4 separate regions of the Homo sapiens genome follow, and all the other regions are linked to region 4. The links are chromatin contacts, found by Hi-C or POLR2A ChIA-PET in ENCODE. All regions are on one chromosome and are shown on one strand. Each heading gives the region's core, a stretch centred on a gene start or an enhancer-like site at or near the end of the contact. The rest is flanking DNA. Distances are from core to core; before and after follow the strand shown. Region 1 holds the start of INTS14 (integrator complex subunit 14). Region 2 holds the start of RAB11A (RAB11A, member RAS oncogene family). Region 3 holds the start of TPM1-AS (TPM1 antisense RNA). Region 4 holds the start of CIAO2A (cytosolic iron-sulfur assembly component 2A).

Region 1 (2,700 bases), core at 127-2,626, 1.5 Mb before region 4:
CCCAGTGCTGGCAGGGATATTCCCAGGGACAGGAAAAAACTACAAGCAACTGGCCCCACAATCTCCCACATAACAAGCTGTGAGAAGTCAGACAGATTTGTCTGTTCAGTTCAAAGCATCCTCCTTCCTCGTCCCATCTCCTAATCTCGCCCCATCCTATCAGCTAAAAGAAAAAGGCAAATGCCTGAGGCCTTCTAGAGGCCTTTCTGTACTCACTTTGTAACCTATGTGGTTCCACATTGTTCTTTGAACCGTAACTACCCAGGGGCCTGCTGGCATCCATCTAAGCCTATCTCTAGCTGGGATTCCCTGGCTCCCTACATGGTTAGAAAGAAAGTCACCTCTTGCCCTCTTAAGGACCTCACTGAGGCACAGACTACAATGGAGACACCAGGTGGCCAGAGTGGCAGGCAAGAGCCCATGTTGCCTTACAGGGAAATCTGAGCACGCATGCCTTGTCCAGGGTGAGAGGAACGAGGGCCCTCTGCTTCCCTCAAAGAGGGGATAGGGGAAATAAAGTGAGCATTTGGGCTGAGGAGACCAAGAGGCCAAGTCTTGAGGTAAATTGGGCTCAGGTCAGCTAAGAAGGATATACAAAGCATACCTCAGCCAGGAATTACAGTTTTGGGGTTTTTCCCCCCAAGATTCTCGTGCGTTAGCCTCCCAAGTAGCTGGGATTACAGGCACTCGTTACCATGCCCGGCTAATTTTTGTATTTTAGTAGAGAGCGGGGTTTCACCATGTTTCCCAGGCTGGTCTCAAACTCCTGACCTGAAGCGATCCGCCCACCTTGGCCTCCCAAAGTGCTGGGATTACAGGCCTGAACCACCACGCCCGGCCAGGATTTGTAGTTCAGGAATTGCAGTTTAAAAAGAACAGGAAGAGGATTCTGTCAACCGGTTCAGAGGATACGAGAGAGGGGGCTAAAGAGTGACGAGGAAAATAGCAGGAAGGGTTGGGCTCGTGCACCGACGGGGCCCAGGGGAGTGAGGGGACAAAAGTGTGAAGCGGACACAGAGTCACCGGGCCAGGTGAGGCCCATGGGTCAGTGGGGCAGAAGGGGAAGGAAAGAGCCCGAGAATGGGGAGAGATTCAGGGCAATGCAGAGAGACACGGCAGGAAACCCAGCCAAGGCTCGAGAGAAGTTGGGGATTTGTGGGAGGAGAGGGGTGGCCGCGGATTGGCCATCGCGAAGAGAGGCCGCGCCCCCTAGCGTCCCTCCGGGATGAGCCAGAACCCTGCCCGGGCGACCCTGAAGCTCTCCAAGGACCGCCCCGCCCAGCGCGGAGTGCAGGCGCCGGATTCCCTTCTGTCGCGCGGCCTTATAGTTCCGGCTGTGGCGCGCGGACGGAAAGTTTATGCCGACGGAAAGTTTATGCCGACGGACTGTGTCCGGCGATGGGCACGGGGTGAGTGGGGAGGCCGAGGGCCCGGGACTGCCTTTCGCTGCTTGTTGGGGTTACAGGTGAAGGGGTTATGGGTGAAGAACAACCCAGGGCCAGCGCTTGGCCTTCCCGCCACCGTGGCGGCCGCCCCGCGCTGTCTGTGAGGCGCCAGTTCCGGGGCGCTGCTCCCGGCCTCCCCTCGCTCTGAGGCTCGGGGTCCCCAGCTCCGCGTAAACTGCACGATTTCGCCCTCTGCTCAGCTCCCCTCTGCCCCCTCTTTCCAAGAGAGACTTCCAGATCCCACATTTTCTTGACTGATTTTTAAGGTAAAAATACATCTCCCAGATGTGATTTTCAGTCTGGACTTTTAGAGATGAAATTATATCTGAGAACTGGGGAGGGACTCCCGGAGGCTGACGGGAAAGCCAAAGAGCAGGTGAGGCACTAGAAATTCAGGTAGAATCCTGCTTTGAGAGCGAGACTGCTGAGAATCAGTTCTTTATGAATGAGCTAATTATCACCTTCAGGGAAGAATTACAAACGTCTAGCTGATGGACACTTGGTATTCAAGGCCAAATAGGTGGCTAGGGCCTATTTCTCAGACTGTTCCTGAGAAAGAAGAGCCCTAGTTGTTTGAACAGTACACGTGGGAAGGGGGTGGGGGTGGGAGACTTGGGGGCTCAGAATCCACCCAAGTGAGGAATACATAGTGTTGTGCTCACAAAATTGGTAGACTGTGGTGGGCAGGGATTCCCCCCCACCCAAGACGGAGTCTCGCTCTGTCGCCCAGGCTGAAGAGCAGTGGCGCGATCTCGGCTCACTGCAACCTCTGCCTCCTGGGTTCAAGCAATTCTCCTATTTCAGCCTCCCAAGTACTAGAACCACAGGCGCACGCCACCACATCTGGCTAATTTTTGTATTTTTAGTAGAGATGGGGTTTCACCATGTTGGTCAGACTGGTCTCGAACTCCTGACCTCGGGTGATCTGCCCGCCTCAGCCTCCCAAAGTGCTGGGATTAAAGGCGTGCCTGGCCTTTTTTTTTTTTAATCAGGCCTATACTGCTTGAGTGAACTATCCTTCAGGAACTTTCAGTTCCCTCCTTTACTCCAACCTGAGTACTAAATTGATCTCCCACGACTTTGTAACTGTTAATGAGGTGCATTTGGGAGTCGACACAAATGCATCACTTGGGAGAAAGAGCCAGCTCCAGAGGTGTCTTCAGAGAAGGCAAGACTGCCAGCTGTCATCACTGTCAACAGCAGATTTCACGGGCTGAAAGTGCTTTTTTGTATTTGATCTAAGTCTGTGTAAACT
Region 2 (2,700 bases), core at 16-2,515, 1.8 Mb before region 4:
AATGTAACCAAAAGAGCACACAACTTCCTCCCACCCCCAACCTTTTGGGAAAGGTATGTGGCTAACTAGGGCTCTTCCCTTCCTGTTGGATCCTCCCAGCGTTGCAGCAGGAAGCAACCAGTTCATAGAGATAAAGCAAGCTAGTATTTGTGCAGCGCACAACCTTTCCTGCTCAGGAACCAGGCCTTCAGGTCTGGCAAGGATAACAGCCACCACCCATCCGCAACCTCATCTCGCGAACCGAGTAAAGAGTTATCCCGGGTTGGGTGCCACTGAGTAGGGAGGGCAAGAAAAGAAAAGGCTAGGTGGGAAGTAATGTCAGCCTGCCGGGTCACTGCGACAAGTGCGCGAGTGGGTGATGGGCGATCCCTCTTACCCTCCCTCCCACCACCCAGGTCGCAACGGAGACAAGGGAGCTCTAAACACGATTTGGGGAGGGAAGGTAGAGAGAGTTGCCAAATGGGGAGTGGGAGAGGGAGCGGTCAGAGAAGGTTAAGGACCGCGAGAACCGCGGGGCGGAGGGTGGGGGCGGAGGCCCTTGGCCCGCTCAGATTTTACGGGGTCCTGGACCCGGGATGGGAGAAGCTTAGAGGGGCGGCCGTCCAAGTGGAGGGGAGATACAGAAGAGACGCTCGCTCGAGGGGGGAAAGAGGGCAGATAAGAAAAAGACCTGTAATGGGAGTCTGCACCGAAGGCAAGGCCAAGAGGGAAGCGAAGAACCCGTCAGAGGGGCTTCGGGAGAGGACGCGAGCTGGGAAGGGTGTACGCCGAGGGGGAGGGGGCGCTACACCCGAAAAGAGAGATGGTGGGAGGAGCGGCGGGGCCGTAGAACCCGGGGAAAGGAATTCGACGATGTGGGAGAAGGCAGTCCGCCAGGGGAAGGACACGCAGGGAGGGGCTCTGAGGCCAGCGAAGGCCTATGGAGAGGTCGCTCAGAGAGCGGCATGTGATGGGGACCCCTGTCTGAGCGGGGGAGAAGAGGCTGAGCTGGGTAGGAGACGGAACCGCACAAAAAGGAAGGGCTGAGGGAGGCCTATATCAGTGCAGGGGTGGCCGGCACGAGGGTCCACCGGGAGTGGCCCGGGTCCCCGAACGAGGACTGTGTAGAGTGCGAGAGCCCATGGCCTCACCTTTAAAGAGGTAGTCGTACTCGTCGTCGCGGGTGCCCATTGCGCGGCCGAGGAGCGAAAGGGCGGGAGCAGCAGTGGTATCTGTGGGACCAGGGGGCGTCGCTGCAGGGGTAACCCGAGCGCCGAGCTTCAACTGCCGGACTGGGTGAAGAGCCCCTCCCTGCCGCTGCGCCATTTCCGGCAGGCCCCAGCCTTTAAGGGGAAGTACTTCCGGGGGCGGCGCCCCGCCCCTGAGCCCAACAAGGGCGGTGTGCGCGAGAGTCGAGATGCGTGGGGCTTCAAGCTTTAGTCGCTAAAGGAGGCTCAAAGGGGAAACTGAGTCCTGGAACTCCTAGCTACCATAGTCTTAGTGGCCGCTTGCTCATTTCTCGAGCTACCGTGCCGGAAGCGGCTCGCTGGAACCAGGCGGGACCGCCTGTGAGTGGTGGGTTTGTGGATGGGGGCGGGGTTCTCTGAGGATTAGACAGCCGAAGGCAGCTACACATGCGTGGCGGTTCCATGGTGTAATGGTTAGCACTCTGGACTCTGAATCCAGCGATCCGAGTTCAAATCTCGGTGGAACCTGCATTGGTTTTTGTTTTTTTAATCTTGACAACATCTTTAATTCACTTTTTTGGTCACTAAGTAATTGAACAACTATGACACATCTTAAGATGGAGATGTAAAATTTAATCCTTGCCTATGAAGACCTCACAAATTTCCCACTGCATTTCAGGTGCTATCTGCTACCTGGCGGGGGGTTGTCTTAATGAGCTTCTTCACTGCCTTTTTTTTAACCCTGGGCTTTCAAGCCTTGATTCAAAAGCTTCAGTGAAACTTGAAAATTCCTTTTGCTGGAATTTTCTACCTCCAGCTTCATGCACGGGTAGGCGCTTGTCACTCACTCCTCTCCGGAAATCTCGCAATCTATCTCATTTTCATTTAGAGTACTTCGCCCACCCTCCTCATCAAGATTCATCAAGAACTTGAGTCCTATTTGTAGGCCTCTAATCTAAGTCCGTTTACATAAGTATTTCATTTAACATGCCAAGCAAAGGATGGTAATTTCCATTTTAGCGGAAGTTTGGATACTAAGACTCAAGTGATTTGCCAGATATCATGTCGCAGGGCCTCCCTGTATTTGAAGAGAATTTTGTCATTCCAGAAAAGCCTTTATCCAATTATTGTCACACCTCCTACCTCCTATATGCAAACTCTCGATTTAGACTTGTGGGCAAGTATGCCTATAACAAGCAGAATAATGCCCCCTGCCAATGATGTCCACTTCCCAATTCCTGGAGACTGAATAGGTTAGGTTACATGGCAAAGGGGAATTGAGGTTACAGATGAAATTAAGGTTGCTTATCAGCTGACATTAAATTAGGGATATTATCCTGGATTAGTTGGGTGGGCCCAGTGTTGTCATAAGGTCCTTAAAAGTAGAAAATGGGCTGGGCACGGTGGCTCAGGCCTTAATTCCAGCACTTTGGGAGGCCAAGGTGGGTGGATCACCTGAGGTCAAGAGTTCAAGACCAGCCTGGCCAACAAGGTGAAACCCTGTCGCTACTAAAATACAAAAAATTAGTCTGGC
Region 3 (2,700 bases), core at 201-2,700, 1.0 Mb after region 4:
CTGCTAGCTTAACTCACAGCCCAAGCTACATCTAAATACCTAAGTCAGCTACATTTAAGTTCCAATTTCAGAAGTTAGGAACAACTTGCAGCCTGAAAGTCTCTCTTCAATGGTCTGATCCAGTCTTCAAGTTGCTGTCTTAAAAGGTTCTGTGTTCAATCAATCACCCAGGTAGATTGTTTGCAAAGATTACTTAAAAAAATTGAAACTACTTAAACTACTTTTGATATAAAGCCGTGAAAAGAACGAAAGTACTATCTTTAGCCAACTGGCACAGGAAGAGTTCTGTTATAAAAACGACGTGCAAAAGAGAAGGTAAGAATAAAAGTAATAATGTGCCCTTCATAAAATTTATCTTTTGTGTCTAACATCAATCACTAGGCCAGGAGCCAATACAAGGCTCTCCTGCATAGGGTCACACATACTCTTTCTTAGCAGGGTGAGGAGACCTCAGACTTCTACCACTGATACCACTTTAACCCATCAAACATGCCTACCAGCCCGCCCACTTCCTCTTCATTCAAGCCCCCCGCCCCAACAAATGTTGATTAAAAGCAGTAAATGAAGTGTTTTATGATGTCATGAAATGAGCAGGCCATCTTTAAGACCTCTTGCTGGGTGGGGAACTGAAGGTGAAGGAGCACTGGGCTGCCAGGGCTGTGCAGTTTTAATGACAGCGGGCACACAGCACTTACCCTTTTGCGCCAAGCATCAGTGTACTGTCTTTACATAGTAACTCCTTTAACCGACAGGTAGATGCTGTTACTATCCACACTTTACACACAGGGAACTGAAACACAGAGATTAAGTAACTTGCCCACTGCTAGTAAGTAGTGGAGACAGGATTCAAGTTCTGACAGTCTGGGTCCAAAGTTCTTGTTTTTATCCATCATATTCTATATAGTTCTAATGGTTCAAGGACAGCTACTAGCGAGTAAGGGAGTCGGAATTAGTTTACCACCCAGCCAAGTTCAGGGATATCCACAGGACTTTTGCTGACTCGTCCTATAAAGCAAATACTGAGAATTATCTTTTGCCTATTAATTTCCTTATTCCTGCTTGTATTTTATCTGAAACTTTCTCTAGTTGAGCTTTCCTCTGAAGAGGACCATTTCAGGTCTTGAAGTTTCTGTGGCCAGCCATACAGCCATTTACAAACACTTAACTAGAACGATTTACTCAACTCAGAACAACCCCGTATATTAAGCACAGCAGGACATCATACTATCAATTGTCATAAAACTCCCAAGGTGTTTGTTTCAGTATCTTCATTAAAAACACACACACACAAAATCGACAAATATCCAATACTAGACTACCTCTGAAATCCTGTTCGTGTTTGCTGGATACATTTGCCTTAGAAGAAAGGAAGGAAGCCAGGTATTACATTTAACAAGGGGGAGGGGAAGCCCGCAAGAGAATACACCCAATAACTGTTGACATTTCGCCAACTTTTTCCAAGACTTGGTAACAAAGCATTATCTATCTGTATGAGAGAAAAGGGGAGGAGGACTGCTGAAAAAAGGGACGGGTTAAGGGTTTTGCACTATAGTTTAGCTCTTCCAGCAGAACGCGGCGCTGTCAAGCTGTCAATGTCTGTCTACCGCCTCGGAGACACAGGCCGCCGGGAAACCACAGGGTCGACGGGAACGGCGGAGTGTAGCATCCCCGGGCCCCAAGTCCACAGTGCCTCTCCCACTTGACCTGTCGGCGCCCCTTCTCAAAGTACGGATCTCCAAGAGGAAGGACCTCCTCCCTCTCCACTCTCAGAGTAAAGCAAGCCAGCAGCGCAAAGTGCACCTCCCGGGGACGCACAGACACGACTGAAAGCCACCACCCCAGAAACAGACCCTTCCTGGGAAAATGCTCCTTCCAGAACCTTCTCAACACCACCCGTTTCCCCTGGGAGCGTTTACTTTGGATCAGCGAGATGGAAAACAAAGGCTCAGGAGAACAGGCCGGGCCCCTCCCCAGAGCCCGCCGCCAGCTGGCCCAGGTGCGCCAGGTGCGCCCTGGAGGCGTGGGGACGAGGGACCGGGGCCTGCGGGGGGGGAAGCAGGAGGGCCCTGCGGGGCTGCCCCGGGAGGATGCGCCTCTGGGGGCTGCGGGGTGATGGGTGTATCCCTTACGGTCTCCCTCAGCTTCCTCTCGTGGTCCAGCTCGCGCTGCAGGGTGCCCGCGCGCTCCTCAGCGGCGTCCGCCTGCTCCTGCAGGCTCCGGATCTTCCTGCGCACCGCCTCCAGCGAGCTACTCCCCGCCATCGCGCCGGACGGTAGGCGGGCGGGAGGGCTGCAGTGGGAGAGGCCGGCTGCTGCCCTGCGGACCCGGCTGCCGCGGCTGTCCTGGCTGCCCAGCGCCGGTCCGCCCCGCCCAGGCCTCTCTGTGCGATGGCGGCGCCCCCTGCGGCCAGGAGCAGTCCGGAAGTCGCAGCCTCCAGGGCTGCGCAGACAAACCGCAGGCGGGCGCGCGCGGCTGGGAGGGGCGCGCGCCGTGGATCCCGGGACTGGCTGGGGGCACTGCGCATGCTCGCGGCGGCGGGGAGAAAGGCGCTCCCGGCGCGCTGCGGGGGTACCTGGTGAGCTGGGCGCTCCGGGAGGCCACTGCACTAGGGCTCTGGCTTCCACTTCTAGGGCCCCTCCGCGGCGCGGTGGTGACCCGGGGTAACGGAGCTGGCTGCTAAGGGCAATAGCGACTCCTGCT
Region 4 (2,700 bases), core at 8-2,507:
TCTCAATAGAAATGGCATTTGTCACCAACTTTGACAAGAGGTTTAGTTAGTTTGGTTGTAACTGCAAATTCAGGGATGGACTCCCTCACAGGTCATGTGAGCTGTTTGAAGGCGGGGGCAGCGTTTTATCTTTGTATCTTCCATGCCTATGGATCACCTATGGCAAATTAGTACCTACAAATTTGATCGGAGGGATGGATGGATAAAATAAAATCGATTTTGTTACTGGCATCCATCACACCCACGAACACCAGAGGGCTTAAGATACACTTTTTTTTTTTTTTTTTTTTTTGAGGGAAGTCTCGCTCTTCTCCCCCAGGCTTGAGTGCAATGGCTCGATCTTGGTTCACTGCAACCTCTGCCTCCTGAGTTCAAACGATTCTCCTGCCTCTGCCTCCCAAGTAGCTGGGATTAAGGCCCCTGCCACCACGCCCAGCTAATTTTTGTATTTTTTAGTAGAGACGGGGTTTGCCCATGTTGGCCAGGCTGGTCTCGAACTCCTGACCTCAGGTGATCCGCCCGCCTCGGCCTCCCAAAGTGCTGGGATTATAGGCGTGAGCCATCGCGCCCGGCCAAGATACACTTTTAAGGATGGCGATCTCCATTATGTCACCACTGTACACATTAGACACGGGAAAACTTATGTTCTAAGTTGTCTTTGGAGGCCATTAGCAGAAATATTCGTTCAAAGGTGGGAAGCTGTGCTGGACTGAGTCCCTTAGGAGACGAGAAAGCCAAAAAGCCCTCCCCATGCCATACCTGACTACCTCACTGGCTTCCCATGACATCCCTTTTCACAGCAACTGAAACCTACTTCCTGTCCGATCAGGAAGTAAGAAAGACGTTGGCTGTCAGCGGATCCCGCGGAGAAATAATTGTAAAGAGTCTCCGTGCTGGAGAACTCAAGATCTCCTTTCCCCTACCCCTTCAGGATTCATCTTTAACTTATCACGGATACTGAGTGAGTCAGTCGCGGTTAACAGACCGTTACATCCACTTCTACCAGGCGGACACTACAAGTCCCAGAATACAATTCGCTGCCTTCCGAAGAAAATAGCTCACGCATCCCAGCATGCAATGTGCTGACGAGCCGCGAAGATTGTTTTTGTCCCGCCGAAATCGAGCAAAGCACGCTGGAACTTGTAGTCCTTGAGGCCCCTTCCCTAGGTCCTTCGAGCTACTCCGTCTGGCCCCGCCTTTTCTCTGCTCTCCTGAACCTTTAGGCTTGTCTCGGCCCATTTGAAGACCAGGAAGTTGATCAATCCCGAGGCTGCTGAGAGACGGTGGCGCGATTGGGACAGTCGCCAGGGATGGCTGAGCGTGAAGATGCAGCGGGTGTCCGGGCTGCTCTCCTGGACGCTGAGCAGAGTCCTGTGGCTCTCCGGCCTCTCTGAGCCGGGAGCTGCCCGGCAGCCCCGGATCATGGAAGAGAAAGCGCTAGAAGTTTATGGTAATTAATTTTACCCAGCACAGCATTTGGCGTTATAGGTGCAGGCCGGAGCTGAGGGGTGCGGGGATGATGGCCTCACCTGAGGGCTGGGAGGGGAGACCTTTTTTTTTGTTTGTTTGTTTGTTTGTTTTTGGCCAGATCTTGTCCGGGGCGTAGCAGGCGCTTTCTTCGGGGTCCTAAGTCACGTGGGGGGTGTGGGTCTTTCTGGGAACTGGGCTCTTCGTAAACCTGGGGCAAGCCGAACCCAGAGGTCTTAAAAGCTTCATTCTCCACGTGTGGCCTACGTCTTAGTAACCATTCCAAGACTTGTGGGGAGACCACAAGTCTAGGGTGCCTGGTTAGGAAGCAAAGCTGGCCTGATTGCACTACTAGAGCCTCGTTCTCTAGCTCCTGGACACGCACTCTTGCTACCGCTGAGGGCGCTTGTGGGTGACAGTCGAGTTGGGGACTGGCCCAAGGTCACAGCCACTCTATCCGGCAAAGTCAGTAAGCAGAGGTCCCCGAAAGAAGAGAACGAGATTGGCTTCTTGTAGCAAGGCCTTGTGTACACACACATAACGCACACACACACATACACACTCTTCCATGTTGCATATTAAATATTTTCTGTTTAACCCTTGGGGCCATCTTTATTGTACAAATGAGGAAACAAAGGTTAAAGAACTACCTGGAGGTCACACTGCCAGTAAGGAACAGAGCCAAAAAGCAAAGGCTGTGCCTACTGGTTCTAACCGTAATGCACTTTCCACCACTTCACAATTGCCTTACAACTTTTTGTTTGTTTGTTTTTTTAATTATGTTGTATTGTTTTTGAAAACCGAAAAGACTGGATATAATATTGAGAGATCTAACCATAGAATACAAATATAATTCAAGTAAGGATTATAGGCCAGTAGAAGGAAGCCAGGGTTAGGAAATACTCTGGGAGCTAATTTGGTTGACCTCTCTTACTAGAGGCAGGACTTACCTAATCAGCCTCCAGGCAGATGATAATTGTGAGTAAAATGATCTCCACAAAGCAGACCACATCCCTGTCCTGCCAGATCTCTGTCCACATAATCTAGGGATGGTAGGGCACTGGAGATACAACTTTGGAAGAGAGTGACTCTAGTCTTCAAACTGATATTGAAGGAAACCCATATATGCAAAAATAGAGTATGTAATAGAAGGCTGTAGACTGAATAAGAGATACAGAAATTCAGAGAAAGGGAGATACTAGTCTCTGACTGAGGGGATCTAGAAAGACTTTG

Evidence for each region. A loop is a pair of places that touch in the nucleus more often than their neighbours do. ChIA-PET counts read pairs that join two places held with the same protein, here RNA polymerase II (POLR2A). Pooled maps may share reads with other maps.
Region 1: a loop to region 4 is called in a pooled map, with 9 times the contacts of the local background. The contact joins the promoter of INTS14 here to the promoter of CIAO2A in region 4. A Hi-C loop is called at or near these places in 6 of 50 pooled maps. POLR2A ChIA-PET finds 5 or more read pairs at or near these places in 2 of 52 experiments (B cell and activated naive CD4-positive, alpha-beta T cell).
Region 2: a loop to region 4 is called in a map of CD8-positive, alpha-beta T cell, with 9 times the contacts of the local background. The contact joins the promoter of RAB11A here to the promoter of CIAO2A in region 4. A Hi-C loop is called at or near these places in 1 of 168 maps with a recorded cell type or tissue (CD8-positive, alpha-beta T cell), 1 of 37 single-sample maps with no recorded cell type and 6 of 50 pooled maps. POLR2A ChIA-PET finds 5 or more read pairs at or near these places in 1 of 52 experiments (activated B cell).
Region 3: a loop to region 4 is called in a map of CD8-positive, alpha-beta T cell, with 11 times the contacts of the local background. The contact joins the promoter of TPM1-AS here to the promoter of CIAO2A in region 4. A Hi-C loop is called at or near these places in 3 of 168 maps with a recorded cell type or tissue (CD4-positive, alpha-beta T cell, CD8-positive, alpha-beta T cell and naive thymus-derived CD4-positive, alpha-beta T cell), 1 of 37 single-sample maps with no recorded cell type and 8 of 50 pooled maps. POLR2A ChIA-PET finds 5 or more read pairs at or near these places in 1 of 52 experiments (CD8-positive, alpha-beta memory T cell).

Annotation. Positions count from the first base shown.
Region 1 is chr15:65,609,807-65,612,506 of GRCh38, reverse strand. It overlaps INTS14 (integrator complex subunit 14), which reads left to right and starts at 1,376. Exons shown (of 12, transcript NM_001394796.1): 1 at 1,376-1,409. It also overlaps a transcript of SLC24A1 not described here. RefSeq lists an enhancer at 1,299-1,458.
Region 2 is chr15:65,868,056-65,870,755 of GRCh38, reverse strand. It overlaps RAB11A (RAB11A, member RAS oncogene family), which reads right to left and starts at 1,265. Exons shown (of 5, transcript NM_004663.5): 1 at 1,131-1,265. The coding sequence starts at 1,170. It overlaps TRQ-CTG1-4 (tRNA-Gln (anticodon CTG) 1-4), which reads left to right and starts at 1,623; the gene lies at 1,623-1,694. RefSeq lists an enhancer at 1,392-1,451.
Region 3 is chr15:63,048,137-63,050,836 of GRCh38, reverse strand. TPM1-AS (TPM1 antisense RNA) reads left to right here and starts at 1,450. Exons shown (of 2, transcript NR_147233.2): 1 at 1,450-1,996; 2 at 2,142-2,700. The region is part of intron 2 of TPM1 (tropomyosin 1); the gene reads right to left. RefSeq lists a silencer at 1,984-2,643.
Region 4 is chr15:64,092,395-64,095,094 of GRCh38, reverse strand. CIAO2A (cytosolic iron-sulfur assembly component 2A) reads left to right here and starts at 1,257. Exons shown (of 5, transcript NM_032231.7): 1 at 1,257-1,450. The coding sequence starts at 1,327. RefSeq lists enhancers at 845-1,574, 1,935-1,984, 1,620-2,182.